2 separate regions of the Homo sapiens genome follow, and region 1 is linked to region 2. The links are chromatin loops, found by intact Hi-C in ENCODE. Cell type or tissue: chondrocyte. All regions are shown on one strand. Each heading gives the region's core, and the rest is flanking DNA. Links, peaks and the distances in the headings are about the cores only. Region 1 overlaps CCDC30 (coiled-coil domain containing 30). Region 2 overlaps SLC2A1 (solute carrier family 2 member 1).

Region 1 (8,339 bases), core at 193-8,192, 350 kb before region 2:
CCTTTGGGGTTCCTATATAAGTTTTATAATCAGTTTGTTAAGCTACACACAAATACTCACATGAACTCACATAGAACCCATGAATATTGACACACAATCTTTTGGGATTTCAGTTGGAATTACATTGAATCTATAGGTCAATTTGGGCAGAATTTAAATCTTTGCAATATTGAATCCTCTAATTTAAGAAGAGAGTATGTGTATTTAGGTTTTTAATTTCTCTCAATATTTAAATTTTCTTATATATCTTTTGTTAGACATATTCACAGGTGCTGATATTTTCCATACTATTATAAATGGTAACTTTAAAAATGTTCATTTTCTAATTATTTCCCAATATATAGAAAATATATAATCATTTTCTAATAAAAACTTTCCCATACTTTTTTATTCTTACAATGTATGTATATGTTATTTTGGATTTTCTATGCAAGTAATCATATCATCTAAAGACAATTTGCTTTCTTCCTTTCCATATGTTAAACCTTTCATTCTTTTTTCTTGTTCTGTTTACTGGCTACCACAGTGCTGAATAGAACTGGTGACAGTAGGCATCCTTTTCTAATTCCCAGTCTCAAAGGAAAAGCTCTCAAATTTCACCATTTAGTATGTTTTTATAGCTTTTTAAAAATAGATATTTTATCCAAATGTACTTTAGAAAGAAAGAAAAATAAATAAAAATATTTATTACATTAAGGAAATTGCTTTCTAGCATTAGTTTGTTCAATGTTTTATGACAAATACATGTTGAATTTCATAAATTTTTTTCTGAATATTTTGAGAAGGTTTTTTAAAAATTTTAATCTGTTAATATGCTGAATTACTTTGACTGATTTTCTAATGTTAATCCAATTTTGCATTCCTGGGATAAACCTAACTTCATCATAAATTATCATTCTTTTCCTACAATGCTGGATTTGGCTTGCTAATATGTCTTTGGGATGTTTGCAACTTTGCTCAAAAGTGAGACTAGTCTGTCATTTACTTCCTTGCAATGCCCTTGTCAGATTTTGATATCAAGGTTATCCTAGCCTCTTAAAATAAAAATGGGTAATATACCCTCTTTTTCTGTCTTCTAGAAGAGTTTGTATTAAGTTACAATGATTTCTTCTTAAATTATTGCAAAAAACTCATCCCTAAAGCCTTCTGATTTTGCTTTCTTTTGGGTAGGTTTTCAATTTCTAGTTCCATTTCTTTAATAGTTATGAGAAGTCAAGTTCTTCTTTTTTTTGCATCAACTTTGTTATATTTTATTTTTCTAAAGTTTCCATTTCATTTAAATTTTTTAAAGTTTTACAGAAATTTATTAATCTTGTCTTCTTTTTAAAATGTATATATTTTAACAAAGGTAGCTTTTGAAAAAAAGAAGAAAAGATATATAATGATGGTCATTTCACTTTTATAATATTAGTTACCTTTGCCTTGTTGCTTTTTCTTTGATCAGTCTCACTAGAAGTTTATTCATTTTATTAGACTGTTTAAAGAACCAAATTTTAGCTTGTTGATCCACTCTAATGTATTCTTTTTAGAGAAATAATAAATACACATATTTCACAGTTTAGAGTAAATATAGTATAGAGTACTGGATTAGAATCAGAAAATCTATATTCAGACCTTGATTCTATCATCTGGCAACTATTTGAGATTCAGTTTTTTATCTCTAAAATGGGCTAAAATACCAATCCCAGCCACTTCATAGATGTGAAAGCCTAACAAATGTAAAGTAGTAATATTAGCATATGCCTCAGCTCTGTATTTCAAATGCAGTAGATATTCTAAAAGCAATTATTGAATATCAACACTTAACTGTTGTTAGGTCTTTCCTATGTGTCTGGCTCTATTCTTGAGGCTTTAATTGCTTTGTCTCATTTAATGCAGCCTCACAACTATCCTATGAGGTAAGTAGTTATTATCCCCATATTACAGATGAAGAAACTGATGCTCAAAGTGGTTGAACACAATTAAATTTTAGATTCATTTTATATAATCTGATTGGTTAATATAGAGAAAGCACAGATGAAGGACATTATAGCTATCATCCCTGTTAATTCAGTTGAAAAGCTTTGAGACCAGGGAATTCTATTTACCATTAAAACAAAGTAAATTCTCTCTCACCACTTTTGTCTATGAGCCTTCCCTGCCCAGTGTATACATTCACTACGTTCTGATACTTTTTAGAATATCATTCATTTACTTGCTCAGTAAATAATTGTTTAATCACCTACTCTCTGGTTCTTTGATAGGCCTTGGTATTAAGACATGAATTAAAAACATAGTCTTGGCTGGGTGCGGTGGCTCACACCCGTAATCCCAGCACTTTGGGAGGCCGAGGCGGGCAGATCACAAGGTTAGGAGATCGAGACCATTCTGGCTAACTTGGTGAAAGCCTGTCTCTACTAAAAGTACAAAAAAATTAGCTGGGCATGGTGGCGGGTGCCTGTAGTCCCAGCTACTCAGGAGGCTGAGGCAGGAGAATGGCGTGAACCCGGGAGGCAGAGCTTGCAGTGAGCAGAGATTGTGCTACTGCACTCCAGCCTGGGCGACAGAGAGAGACCCTGTCTCAAAAAAAAAGAAGCAAACAAACAAAAAAACATAGTCTCTGCTTTCTTGGAATTTAAAGTGGGGAAAGGGGATATAAACAGGTATATAAATGCATACTTAATTATAAATCATGGTATGTTTGATGAAGGAAACAAATGTGGTACAGTGATGAGTAAGGACATTTCAGATTAAATGATTCTGAAAATTGCCCCCTGCAAAGTGACATTTAAGCTAAGACCTGCAGAATAGGCAGGCAACCATACAATGAGAAGGGAAAAGGGAAAGCATTTCTGGCAGAGGGAAGTGTGGAAAAAATTTGGTGTATTGGAAACTCTTAATACCAACCAGTGTGACAGGAGTTACAGTGGGAGAAGGAGAAATAACAAGATAGTTTTAAAGAGATAGACAAGGGCCAGAGTGTACAAAACCAGGCAAGCTGGTGGGATCTGGAGTGAGGGACCACTGAAAGATTCTAAGCAGGGGTGTCAAGTAGTTCAATTTATGTTTTTAAAAGAAAATTTGGCCACAGCATTAGAGGATAGATTAGAAAAGAGTAAAAATGGAAGTGGTAGGACCAGTGCAGAGGCAGTTGCTGTAGCCCAGGCTAGAGATGATGCCCCAGACTAGAGTGGTGGCAAAAAAAATGACACAAATGGATTAATGCAAGTTGTATTGTGGGGATAGAATGACAGCATGTGCTAAATGATTGGAATTGGTTCATAATGGAAAAGGAAGACTCAGGGATTACTGACCTGCACAAAAGTTTGGATGGTGGCATTATTTACTGAAATTGGGAAGACAGAGAAAAAAAGACTTTGGAGATACAGGCAGAATCAAGGAGTTTCATTTTGGCAAGTATTGGCATAAAATGGCATTTCAAATTATAGAAATGGATAGCAAATCATCTACTCTCTAGGCCTAGAAGTGTCCAATAATACTCACATGTTGGGTAGCATTAGAAGAGTCTACAAAGAAGACCAAGAAAGAACAGCAGAGAGCTAAGTGAAAACCAGCAAAGTTTGGTGTCACAGAATGCTACTGAGAAGTCACTTGTCCATTGGATTTATTTTGGCAATGAAGAGGTCAGTTAGTACCCTTGGCAGAAAGTTTCACTGGAGTAGTGGGGATGAAAGCCAGTTTGGACTAGATTGAAGAAAGGATGGAAAATGTTTAGACCATGCATATATAGAAACTCAGGAAAATTCCTTTGTCTAACTGCCATCTGTCTACACTTTGGAAACTCTTACATGGCAGCTCTAAAGAGGTACTCAGCCATGTGACATTGGTATTTGTTGGCTTTTAGGGGACTATACTCCTTTGAAAGCTGCTTATTCTAGTTCACATTCATTCCACACTTATTTGTATTACTCTTACTTATTCTCTACCTCTAGATAAAGATTGAACTAAAGCATGCCCAACAGAAGTTATTAGACAGCACAAAGATGTGCTCTTCACTCACGGCAGAGTACAAGCACTGTCAGCAGAAAATCAAGGAACTGGAGTTGGAAGTACTTAAACACACTCAGAGCATTAAATCACAGAACAACCTACAGGAAAAGCTGGTTCAGGAGAAATCTAAAGTTGCTGATGCAGAGGAAAAGGTAATTATCCTCATGCTTAATAAACAGCATACACTGAATACCACTACTGAAATCTTATTTCCCTGAGGATTTTAAGAAATAAATATGATGCAGACTTGATAGAATTCTAAGATTTTTTTTCTCTCCCATGTTTTCTTCTGTTTTGATTTCACCTGTTCCTACAATTTTAGGAATTCTTGTGTATTTGTAAAAACTTCATGGGCTTAAAAAGGTCAGTTTTATTAAAGCGATAACATGAACTTAAAGAACTGACTGATCCCATGTGGCCTTTGTTTTATATTTTCACATTTGAGAAGGCGTATTCTCTCATTTGGATTGGCTGTTAATGTAAATGTTGTTTTAATTTTGTTTTTTTCATTGACAAACAATTGTACGTGTTCATGGGGTACATAGTGATGTTTATTTTTATTTATTTATTTATTTATTTTTGAGAGGGAGTCTCGCTCTGTCACCCAGGCTGGAGGGCAGTGGTGCGATCTCGGCTTACTACAAGCTCCACCTCCCAGGTTCACGCCATTCTCCTGCCTCAGCCTCCCAAGTAGCTGGGACTACAGGCGTCCACCACCACGCCCGGCTAATTTTTTGTATTTTTAGTAGAGATGGGGTTTCACCGTGTTAGCCAGGGTGGTCTTGATCTTCTGACCTCGTGATCCACCCGCCTCGGCCTCCCAAAGTGCTGGGATTACAGGCATGAGCCACCGCGCCTGGCCCATAGTGATGTTTCAATAGATATAATGTATAGTGATCAGATCAGGGTAATTATCATATTCATCACATCAAACATATTTTGTAATTTTGTAGGGGGATTTGTGTTGTGAAATGAACCATTTTGAAATATTGTCCCTTCATTTTAGATTGCCCGACACTAGGTGGCAGTAGTATGTAACAGTTGTACATTTTGATGTGCAAGTTTGAGAGTTAAATTCGACAAAAAAAATTTCATCAAACCATATAATATGAAGCAAACATCAAAAAGTAGATGACAGCAATCTGAATTAAACTAAAAAAATCTAATGTTGAGTTAAAGAAACCAGAACAAAAGAGTTCTTACTATACAATTCTATGTATAGTATGAAGTTCAAGAATAGATAAAACTAAGCTATGGAAGTAAGATAGTGGTTATTCTTGTGACAGGTATTAACTGAAGGGGGCACTAGGGAATCCTCTGTGGTGCTGCAAGTATTCTATATCTTGGTCGGGGAAGTAGATACACAAGTCAGATTTCATTGAGTACACTTAAGACATGTATGTTATTCACCATATGTATATATGTAGGTTACTTTACCATATGGATGTTATAATTCCATTAAAAAGTAATTGGTAAAATTGGTAAAGATTGGCAAGATTTTAAAACTTAGACAATACTAAATATTAGTGAGGATTTGGTGCAACAAGAACTCATATATATTAACTTCACTTGGAAGAGTTAACTAGTATAAATGTTTTAAAGATGTGTGCATCATACAACTTAACACTTCTACTAGGCATAAGAAAAACTGTTACATGCATGTATGTATCAGGAAACAGGAATATAGTCATGTTCATAATATCATTGTTCCGAATAACAGAAAACTAGAAACAACCCAAATGTCCCCTGGCAAAAGATCAAAAAAATAAATTGTATATGTATATGGTAGTATTACTGGTAATCTGAGTTCTTTCCCCCACTTTGTATCAGTTGCAAAGAAAGAGCATCCAGGCTACTCTGCCTATGGGGTAGCCCTGCTGTGTCTATGGAACAGCCATTTCCCTAGAATTAACTTTTTTTGTTTTTGTTTTTGAGACAGAGTCTCGCTCTGTCACCAGACTGGAGTGCAGTGGCGCTATCTCGGCTCACTGCAGCCTCTGCCTCCCAGATTCAAGCGATTCTCCTGCCTCAGCCTCCTGAGTAACTGGGACTACAGGTGCACACCACCATGCCCAGCTAATTTTTGTACTTTTTAGTAGAGACGGGGTTTCACCATGTTGGCCGGGATGGTCTTGATCTCTTGACCTCGTGATCCACCCACCTCAGCCTCCCAAAGTGCTGGGATTACAGGCGTGAGCCGCCCTGGCTGAATTAACTTATTTTTAAGAAAGGAAAGGAGAGGCGAGGCGAGGCAAGTGGCCAGGTGAGGTGAATGGCCAGGCGCAGTGGCTCACACCTGTAATCCCAGCACTTTGGGAGGCCAAGGTGGGTGGATCACCTGAGGTCAGGAGTTCGAGACCAGCCTGAACAACATGGTGAAACCCCATCTCTACTAATAATACAGAAATTAGCCAGGTGTGGTGGCACGTGCCTTTAATCCCAGCTACTCAGGAGACTGAGGCAGGAGAACTGTTTGAACCCGGGAGGTGGAGGTTGCAGTGAGCTGAGATCACACCATTGCACTCCAGCCTGGGTGACAAGAGCGAAACTCTGTCTCAAAAAGAGAGAGAGAGAGAAAGAGAGAGAGAAGCAAGGAAGAAAGGAAGGAAGGGAGGAAGGGAGGAAGGAAGGAAGGGACTATTAGCATGGTGGCTCATACCTGTAATCCCAGCACTTTGGGAGGATGAGATGGGAGCATCACTTGAACCCAAAGTTCAAGACCAGCCTGAGCAACATAGTGAGACCCTATCTCTACAAAAATAAAAAAGTTAGCTGGGCATAGTAGCACATGCATGTAGTACCAGCTACTCTGGAGGCTAAGGCAGGAGGATCACCTGGGCAATATAGCAACAGCACATCTCAAAAAAAAAAAACCTCTCATATATTAAAAAGGAACAGCAAGGATGCGATTAACACAAAATTCAGGATATTGGTTTTCTCTGGTGGAGAGGGATGAGGGATAATCAAAGAGGGTCACACAATGGGCTTCAAGTATTGGAAATGTTCCCTTTCTTAAATTGTGTGGCAGGTTCAAAAGTTTGGATGTATCCTTGACAGAGAAGCCAATGAGGTGATGCTTTTGTCTGTGGAATTAGTACTGAATTCCTTAAGTAAGAATTCTCCCTAGACAGAACTAAATAGAACAGCTCCAAGGAACTTGAGCTGGCCTCAGATGGCTGGCTGCCTACTACCATTCCCCTTGAATCATTCTGCATCTTCTTCTCTCTCATGCTGTGTGGGCTATGCAGAGACCTAGGTGCAGGGGCTTGGGATTGATGCAGAAAGCCCCTCTCTTAGAAAACGGGTGACACCCACTGGCATTCACTGAATATTTGTGGGGAATGTGATGCCAAGCCATTGTAAAAGATTCCTTGTTGGGTCAGAAATATATTAGAGGGATAATAGCTACCCTGCCGAAATCTATTCATTCAATAAATATTTATTGAGCACCTACTATGTACGAGGCACAATTTAAGGTGACACAAGAGTTTATAAAAATAAGTAAACAAGTGTAAAGGAAATTTATCTTTAAAAAATGTGGGGGTTTTTTGCTGCTACATGAAAAAGGCAAGAAAAAAATGTTTTTAAATGACACTTTAAATCTGTCATATAAACTCTAAAATATAACAGTCTCTCTTTCAAATTTGTAAATCATATTTTTAGTTCTCCCAGAGCATTAAAAAACCTATTATTGATGCTAAGCAATATGCTAATAGGTGCTTGGTTTATAAGAGACTTCTATTTTGTTTTGCAGTGTTATTCATGAATCTAGCCACACTGTGGAGAAACTAGGTGCACTCACAATGCTGTTGGGAGTATAAATTGGTCTAATACCTGTGGAGGCAGTTTGGCATTATCTATCAAACAAACAAATACTCAGCTTCCTGAGTAGCTGGGACTACAGGTACTCACCACCACGCCCGGCTAATTTTTGTATTTTTTTGTAAATATGGGGTTTTACCATGTTGCCCAGGCTGGTCTCGAACTCCTGAGGCTCAAGCGATTCACCCAGCTCAGCCTCCCACAGTTCTGGGATTACAGGCGTGAGCCAGCATGTCTGGCCTGTAGCTTCTTTTATATACACACATTGAATTATATGAATGCATTACATACTGCAAAAATTAAACAATTTATTTTAAAATTAAATCTAGCTACTCTTTTTACTTCAGGTCAGATTAATATGTTAGCACTGCTATGTTTGCTATTTATATGTTATTCCCCTAATTTGAAAAAAGGTCACACTCTTCTTAATGCTTTACTTGTAAATGTTTTTTCATTCAAGATTTTGGACCTGCAGCGGAAATTAGAACATGCTCATAAAGTCTGTCTCACAGACACTTGTATTTCAG
Region 2 (8,339 bases), core at 307-8,306:
GAAAAAAATTATACCAATTTTCTAAACATCTTCCAGAAGATAGAAACAGCTCATTCTATGAGGCCAGTATTACCCTAATATTAAAACCAGACAAATACATTACAAGAAAACTACAAATCGATTTGTCAATTTAAAATAAATAAATAAATTTAAAAGAAAACTACAGACAAGTATCTCTCATGAAAATAAATGCAAAAATCCTTAACAAAATATTAGCAAAGCACACCCAATGATGCATTAAAAAAATTATATACATGACCAAATGTGATTTATTCCAGGCATGCAAGCCTGGTTCAACATTAAAAACACAATTGGCTGGGCGTGGTGGCTCACGCCTGTAATCCCAGCACTTTGGGAGGCTGAGGCAGGCAGATCACCTGAGGTCAGGAGTTTGAGACCAGCCAGGCCAACATGGCCAAACCCTATCTCTACCAAAATACAAAAATTAGCTGGGTGTGGTGGTGGGCACCTGTAATCCCAGCTACTCCGGAGGCTGAGGCAGGAGAATTGCTTGAACACAGGAGGCAGAGGTTGCAGTGAGCTGAGATTGCCCCATTGCACTCCAGCCTGGGTGACAAAGAGAGAGTCTGTCTTAAAAACAAAACAAAAACAAAAACAAAACCTGAAAAAACAACCCTCAATTAATGTAATCTATATGTAATTACATCAACGGGCTAAAGAAGAAAAATCAAAGGCCAGGCGTGGTGGCTCACGCCTGTAATCCCAACACTTCAGGAGGCCAAGGCGGGCAGATCACAAGGTCAGGAGATGGAGACCATCCTGGCTAACGCGTTGAAACCCCATCTCTACTAAAAATACAAAAAATTAGCCGGGCATGTTGGCATGTGCCTGTAGTCCCAGCTACTTGGGAGGCTGAGGCAGGAGAATTGCTTGAACCTGGGAGGCAGAGGCTACAGTGAGCCGAGATCGCGCCACTGCACTCCAGCCTGGGTGACAGAGTGAGACTCTGTCTCAAAAAAAAAAAAAAAAAAAAAAAAAGGAGAAGAAGAAAAGGAAGACAGAAAAGGAGAAGAAGAAGAAGAGGAGGAAGAAAAATCACATGGTCATATCAGTGCATACAGAAAAAGTATTTCACAGGACTGGGCGTGGTGGCTCTCACCTGCAATCTCAGCACTTTGGGAGGCCGAGGCGGATGAATCACTTGAGGTCAGGAGTTCGAGACTAGCCTGGCCAACATGGTGAAACCCCATCTCTACTAAAAAACAAAAATTAGCTGGGTGTGGTGGTGCACACCTGTACTCCCAGCTACTCAGGAGGCTGAGGCAGGAGAATCACTTGAACTGGGAGGCGGAGGTTGCAGTGAGCTGAGATTGCACCACTGCACTCCAGCCTGGGCAACAGAGTGAGAGTCTGTCTCAAAAAAAAAAAAAAAAGAAAGAAAGAAAAAGTATTTCACAATATCCATCATTCATTCCTGATAAAAACTCTCAGGAAACTAGAAATAGAGGGAAACTTCCTCAACTTGATTAAAGAATGTTTACAAAAAACCTACAGCTAAATATTATACTTAATGGTGAAAAATGTGAAGCATTATTGTTGCTAAGATCAGGAACAAGGCAAGGATGTCCTCTTCACTATTCCTTTCCAACACTGTATTGGAAGTCCTAGCTTATGCAACAAGACAACAAAATGAAATAAAAGGTATACTGATTGGTAATGATGAAATTAAACTGTTGTTGTTGGCTGATGACATGATCGTCTATATAGAAAATCCAAAAGTATCTACAAAATAACCACTGGAACTAATAAGCAATTAATTATAGCAACATTGCAGGATACAAGGTTAATATACAAAAGTCATTTGCTTTCTATATGCCAGCAATGAACAAGTGGAAATTAAAACATACTACCATTATATTAGCACCCCCCATATTGAAATACTTATGTATAAATCTAATAATATATATACAAAATCTCCTATTTTGTGGATATGGATATAGTAACACTGTGGTATATTGTTTGAATATATAAAGAAGAGTAATGTAAGAGTTTTATTGTAAAATGACAATATCAGCCTGACACGGTGGCTCATGCCAGTAATCCCAGCACCTTGGGAGGCCGAGGCAGGTGGATCATTTGAGGTCAGGAGTTCGAGACCAGCCGGGACAGTATGATTAAACCCCGTCTCTACTAAAAGAAATTACAAAAATTAGCCTGGCATGGTGGCAGGCACCTATAATCCCAGTTACTCAGGATGCTGAGGCAGGAGAACTGCTTGAACCCAGGAGGTGGAGGTTGCAGTGAGTCGAGATCATGCCACTGCACTCCAGCCTGGGGACACAGAGAGACAGCATCTCAAAAAATAATAAAATAAAATAAAATGACAATATCACATATCAGAAATTAAATCTCCTGCAAATATTTGAATTTAAGAAGACAAATTTGTAACTTCAATCTAAAAATAAGCAAAGAGATAGTTTTTCAAATTCTTTTTTTTTTTTTTTTTGAGACAAGTTCTTGCTTTGTCTCCCAGGCTGGAGTACAGTGGTGTGATCATAGCTCACACATTGCAACCTTGACCTCCTGGCCTCAAGCAATCCTCCCACCTCAGCCTCCTGAGTAGCTGGGACTATGGGCATGCACCACCACACTCAACTAACTCTTGTATTTTTTGTAGAGACAGGGTTTCGCCATGTTGTCCAGGCTGGTCTCAAACTCCTGAGCCCAAGTGATCCACCCTCCTTGGTCTCCCAAAGTGCTGAGATTACAGGTGTGAACCACCAGGCCTGGCCTCAAAATTCTTTTAGGAAGTATGTGAGCAAAAAAATTTGAAGATAACTACTCTAGAAGAAAGACAGAGATGTGGAATTCGTTTTGAGACAGTGGCAGAAGATGGAAAAACTGATATCCTAGGTTGGGGTCAAAACCACCTTCCTCTTGAACCATAATTCAAAATCAAGCTCTTTGTCCATGACAATTGTGACGCACTGGGATCCAGTCCTTTATGAGGAGACTAGGACAAAAACAGTGAGTCCAAGAACAAAGGAAATCCATTACCACTTAATAAACACGCTTAAGTCTTCTCATCCATTGCTTCATGCAAACGTGTATGGAATAACTTTTGTAAGAGATCGCACATTTTAAGGGGAAATTTGTGATTCCCCTGCTCCCTGATAAAAACTGGGTAAAGGAAAGCCCAAGTAAATTGACAGGTCCTTACCAGCTGTCATTTCAAAGCATTAGTCAAGGCCTTTGACAAGCAAAGTGGGGACTGGGCAAGCTGGTTGGAGTTTGGGCCCAAAGCCTGAGCTGGGAAAGAGGCCAAGGGATGACAGGAGCAAAACTCTGTCTCAAAAAAAAAAAAAAAAAAAAATATATAAAAGATCTCTGGGGGCCAGGCGTGGTGGCTCATGCCTGTAATCCCAACACTTTGGGAGGCCGAGGCAGGTGGATCATGAGGTCACGAGGTCAGGAGTTCAAGACCAGCCTGGCCAACATGGTGAAACCCTGTCTCTACTAAAAATACAAAAATTAGTGGGGTGTGGTGGTGGGGGCCTGTAATCCCAGCTACTTGGGAGGCTCAGGCAGAGAACTGCTTGAACCCGGGAGGTGGAGGTTGCAGTGAGCCGAGATGGTACCACTGCACTCCAGCCTGGGTGACAGAGGGAGACTCCGTGTCAAAAAAAGAAAGAAAGAAAACAAAAGATCCCTGGGAATTCACAGAAACCTTGGGGGTGATTACCAGACTTTCTGAAACATTTGGAAGGGGGAAGATGATGTAACTCCAGCCGATATCTGCATTACAATATATATTATTTCATTTTAATATTACAACAGAAAAGAAACAGAAGATCAGAAAGGTGAAGTGACTTGCCCAAGATTATTCAGCTAAATAGCAGTGCAGGAATCTTAAATCAGCTATTTCTGACTCCAGAAACCATATTTTTTCCAAGACCCAGCACAACTGAGGAGAAAACGTGGCAACAAGTGTGTACTCAGTTAGGTAATGGTTCAAAGAATTGAGCAAATGCTTCATAGAGAAAGTGACAGCTAATTTGGTATTTTGATATCAGATAATCTTATGGAGAGACCAAAGGCAGACCAGGAGAAAGGGGATTGAACAAAAAGTTTTAGGGTGAGGAGTTGTCCTGGGAACATAGAGTACATCAAGCTTCACTGGAGATTAGGGTGTGGAAGGAGTGTATTGGAAGATAAGGTCTGCAAAGGCCAGAATGTGGTTAAGGAATTTGGGCTTTATCATGAGAAAGTGGGGAGTATTAACCCACAGAATAATGTGGTCAGAACACATTTTTAGGAAGATCATTTGGGAAGCCAGGGTCAGGGTTACCAGATGGATTTGTTGTAGTAGGACCAGTCAAGGGTTCCCTCCAAAGCAACGTAGTATCTCTGAAACCCTGAAAGTGTGAGGTTAAACCCTGCCCTGATCAAAATGTTCACAAAACAGCCACTAGTTGGCAGGAATGTGCCAATGAATGGATGAGCCAGACTCCCAACTAGCAGCTTCTGTTCTCTCACTCCTTGAGCTGTGGTGGGGTGTGATCACCTAGTGGATAACAGGAGTAGGTGGGAGGGCAGTCTCTTCGGAGGAAACTTCAGAGGCCCAGAGGAGAAGGAGAACGTGATCAGAGAACAGAGTGGATGGATGGCTGGAGGATAGGGTTGGGGTTGAGTGGGGGCAGTGGTGAGGTCGAGAGCTTGATCATGAATGACTTGAATTTTCAGGTTAAGAAACACAGACATTATCCTGAGAGAAATGAGGAACCCAGGAAGGTTTTTAAGTAGGAGAGAGACATAACTAGATTTGAATTTTAGGAAGATCATCGATTGCAGTGTGGAGAATGAGGAGGAAGCAGGAAGCACAGAGATCAGTGAGAAGGCAGTTGCAGTGATCCTGGGAGAGGTGATGAGTGGCCAGCAGTAGGCCCAGCAATTGCAATGGACAGACGGACCAGAACTGTAGGAGACTTATGAAATAAAAATCACAGAATGAAAAAGGGGTCATTAAAAATGTAGTTGACAGAAAAGAATGATATCCTTTCCCTATTATTAAATACATCCTGAATTGTCAGATCGTCTACCTAAAATTGCACTGTAAGAATTCAGATTTCAGAACTTCTTGGCTTCTAAATTCTACTTCATTCATTCAATAATCCTGACCAGAGTCTGTGGTGGGAAGTGGGGACCAAGGAATGGCTCAGTCCTGTTCCTGCGGCAGCTGCCCTACCCCCCCAACCCCCGCCCTCGTCCCCGCCCCCGCCCCCAATGTGGTGGAAAGACACTCAATTCCGGTACAGCGTGGAGAGCGCTTTGATGGAGGAAATACAAGCCGATGTAGTGTTCCCGGGAAAACCTGATCCAGAAGGCTTCCAGGGAGAGGAGATTTTGCGCCTAAGATTTCAAATGAAAGATCTCATAACACTGTCAGTGAAACAACTAAGCACTGCTGGGAAAAGATGGTGGCCTGGAGAACAGTCCCGTTATCTATTTACCCCTTTTCGTCAGAAACCGTAGACGTCACCTTACGCGGGATAGGAACCCGGGTGAGCTACGTCCCCAGGGATGCCCAGCGATACACAAGTCACCGTCACCCCCTCCAGAGTAAACCGCATCGCCTGGCAAGCAGGCGCCCAGGTCGTCCCCAAGGGCCAGCGCCTGGAACCGCCAGGGTGTGATTGGTGGAGTCTTGGAGCCCGCCCCTCGTCGGGCCCAACAATGCGCCTCTGATTGGTGGAGAAACCACCTGGCCCCGCCCATCCCCAATCGTGTCCGTGCGCCGCCGGTGGCCCGGCTTAGGGGACCGCTGTGAGGTCTGGAGAGGATGCGCCATCGACCCCGGCAGTAGGCGGCCGAACCTTGGCCCCAAATCTTCTACCCCGGGGTGGATTGCGGCCCCTAGAGGAAAGGCGTCAGGGGACCGACCGGCAGCTGTGCCGTCGCGGCACTCTGGACCACGCTGAGGGCGGGCCGGCTTCCCTGCGCCTGCGCTGACATTTTGCAGTTTGGGAAATGGCGGTGCTCGGGGACGTCGATACTGACCCAGGGCGGGAGGCAGCTGCGAGTGGATTGTCGGGCCTTTTCAGACCGGGGTCTGAACCTCTGGGCCGGGGCGGGGCTCGGGTGCTGCCTGGCTCTGCCAACGTTCTGGGCCCTCGAGTGTGAATGAGCTCCGCCCGCCATCCGCCTTGTAGTCCTCGCGTCCGGCCACCGGCGCGGGGCTCCCACCCATCCCCACCCCACCCCACCCCACCCCACCCCGTCTGTTTCCTTTCTGGTCCAGTGGGGACAGCCCTGAGTGAGCAGCGTCGTAGGAGTAAGATACCTGGGCCCCCGGCCTCTCCTTCTTGCCCTGCCCCCGCACCCCCTCCCGCACGGGGACCCGGATAACTCCTTTCAACAGAAGTCTTTTGGGAGCACACGATAAGGCTTCCTTTCATCTGGCCTCAGCCCTTCACCAGTTAACCGCCCTGTCCCCAGGCTCAGGCAGGGCATATTCTTCGCAACCTGCTCTTCTTTGTTGAGATGCAGATGGATGTCCTCATAGATTCTTTATACCTAATGGTAATACATATAGGTATTTCCATTTGCTAAGTACCAGTTTTCCTTTCTCACACCCTTCTTACAACCCCTCTTCATGTCAGGGAGAAAAAAGCCTGCCTGTAGTTACAAAAGCAAACTTCTCCCAGATTTTGTCAGCTGAGCCTCTAGAGACAAATATCTTTGGTGTTTTATTTCCTCCAGTATTTTCTGAGTGCCTGCTGTGCATCAAGCACTGTACTGAATAGTGCTGAGGACCCACAGGAACCAAATCGGCATCTTCTCATGAAATTCAGACTAGTGGCAGAAAACTGGACTTGTGATGAAGGAGCAGATGAAGTGCTCTGGAAATTCAGGGGTGAAGGAGGAGGATGAGCTGTCTTTAGAGATGAAGCAGTAGTATACAGAGGAACCAGAGGGGGCAATTCCAAATGAAATGAACACAGGGCAGCTTGACAGCTCATTGGGCCCATACAAAGAACGTGGTTCATTTTGTGTGTGTGGGGAGGGGTGCAGGAGGTGGGTGGAGTTAATGGAGTAGTGGTTGTATGGTACCATTGTTAAAAGCAGGTGTTTTAGCTTATTCACTGTGCGACTTCAGGCACATAACCTCTTTGAGCCTGTCCAATAAAGGTACAGTATTTACTTCACATTCAAAATAATGCATTTCAAGCCTGAGCATCACGGCTGGCACAAAACTAGTGTTTTTTTGAACACCAACTATCAAATATGTGATAGAAATGCCTTGAATGTCAAGATAAAGAATGTATATATTCTCTGGGTAACAGGGATCAAACAGATTTTTGAGCAAGAGGACACTGATGAGAGGTACGTGTAAGGGACTGGATCCTGAGTCGAAGTCTAAGCCGTTGCAGTGGTTGCAACCCCACTTACTTCTGTCTCACTCCCATCCAAACCTCCTACCCTCAATCCACAAGCATTTCAAAACCATGTTTCTAAAAACCAGCCATTTATATCTGTTTAGGTAAGTAACAGGAGTGAGGTGGTGTATTTACAAGTTGGCTTGTCCAGATATACTATAACTTAGTGTCTGTATTTAATATTGACAACCAAAAATATATATAAATATCTTGCATCTATACACAACAGGGCAGGAGTCTCCATGTCTTCTTGAGCAGTGAGTTTGCAGGCTCCCACAGGCCCTCTTCTCATGGTAATAGTGTGGCCCTCAGTGCAAAGGAGACTAGAACCCGGCAGCCCAGACTGGCCCTTCCCCTCTCCTCCCTGCACTCCAGTGCTCCCAACTGGTCTCAGGTAAAGAAAGATTAATTTGAGTGGTTGGGTAGGAAGAGATGGGAAGGGGCAAATCCTAATGGAGCCTGACCCCTAGAGTGGGGAGATCCAGGCCAGCAGAACGGGTGGCCATAGCCACCTCCTGGGATAGAAGCTTTGTAGTTCATAGTTCGATTAGTGTGTCCTTAGGACATAGGTCCAGCCCTACAGATTAGCTGGGTGAAGAAGGCAAGTGTCTCGACAGGGCTTAGTCTCCACCCTCAGGCATGGAACCATTCAGGGTGAAGCCTGGGATGTGGGCACAGGAGACTCAGGCTGATATAAAAATAACAAAATCAGTAATAAAAAAATTATAAAACCTGTTGCTTGTCTGAATAGATTTGAGCAACAGTCTTGCTTTTGTTAAAATCCTGGAGCCGTTAAGTCCTGAATATTCTTCTGGACATCATTGCTGGCTGGAGAAAGGAGCCCCAGGCCCGGCTCGGCTGACATCTGTCAGGTTTGGAAGTCTCATCCAGCTGCCTGTGCTCCTGAGAGATCCTTAGGGCTGCTGGGAGCAGGCCGGGCTG

The links. A loop is a pair of places that touch in the nucleus more often than their neighbours do. Peaks named below come from ENCODE experiments on the same cell type or tissue, not always from the same donor. Only the 100,000 strongest peaks of a DNase experiment are listed, where the experiment ranks them.
Region 1: a loop joins it to region 2, with 5 times the contacts of the local background. A loop is called at or near these places in 12 of 110 quality-filtered maps.

Annotation. Positions count from the first base shown.
Region 1 is chr1:42,573,088-42,581,426 of GRCh38, forward strand. CCDC30 (coiled-coil domain containing 30) reads left to right here. Exons shown (of 21, transcript NM_001395517.1): 12 at 3,933-4,142; 13 at 8,273-8,339. The region is part of intron 1 of LOC124904162 (a long non-coding RNA gene); the gene reads right to left. Among named protein-coding and RNA genes, the nearest start is that of PPIH, 81 kb to the right of the region's middle. In chondrocyte, for the core only: CTCF peaks have their summits at 5,013 (motif pointing right) and 5,245 (motif pointing right); no DNase peak of the experiment used is centred there.
Region 2 is chr1:42,918,687-42,927,025 of GRCh38, forward strand. It overlaps SLC2A1 (solute carrier family 2 member 1), which reads right to left. Exons shown (of 10, transcript NM_006516.4): 10 at 6,667-8,339. Among named protein-coding and RNA genes, the nearest start is that of SLC2A1, 36 kb to the right of the region's middle. RefSeq lists enhancers at 4,581-4,700, 5,357-5,486, 5,907-5,996. In chondrocyte, for the core only: CTCF peaks have their summits at 4,415, 4,616 and 5,868 (motif pointing left); a DNase peak (open chromatin) is centred at 5,709.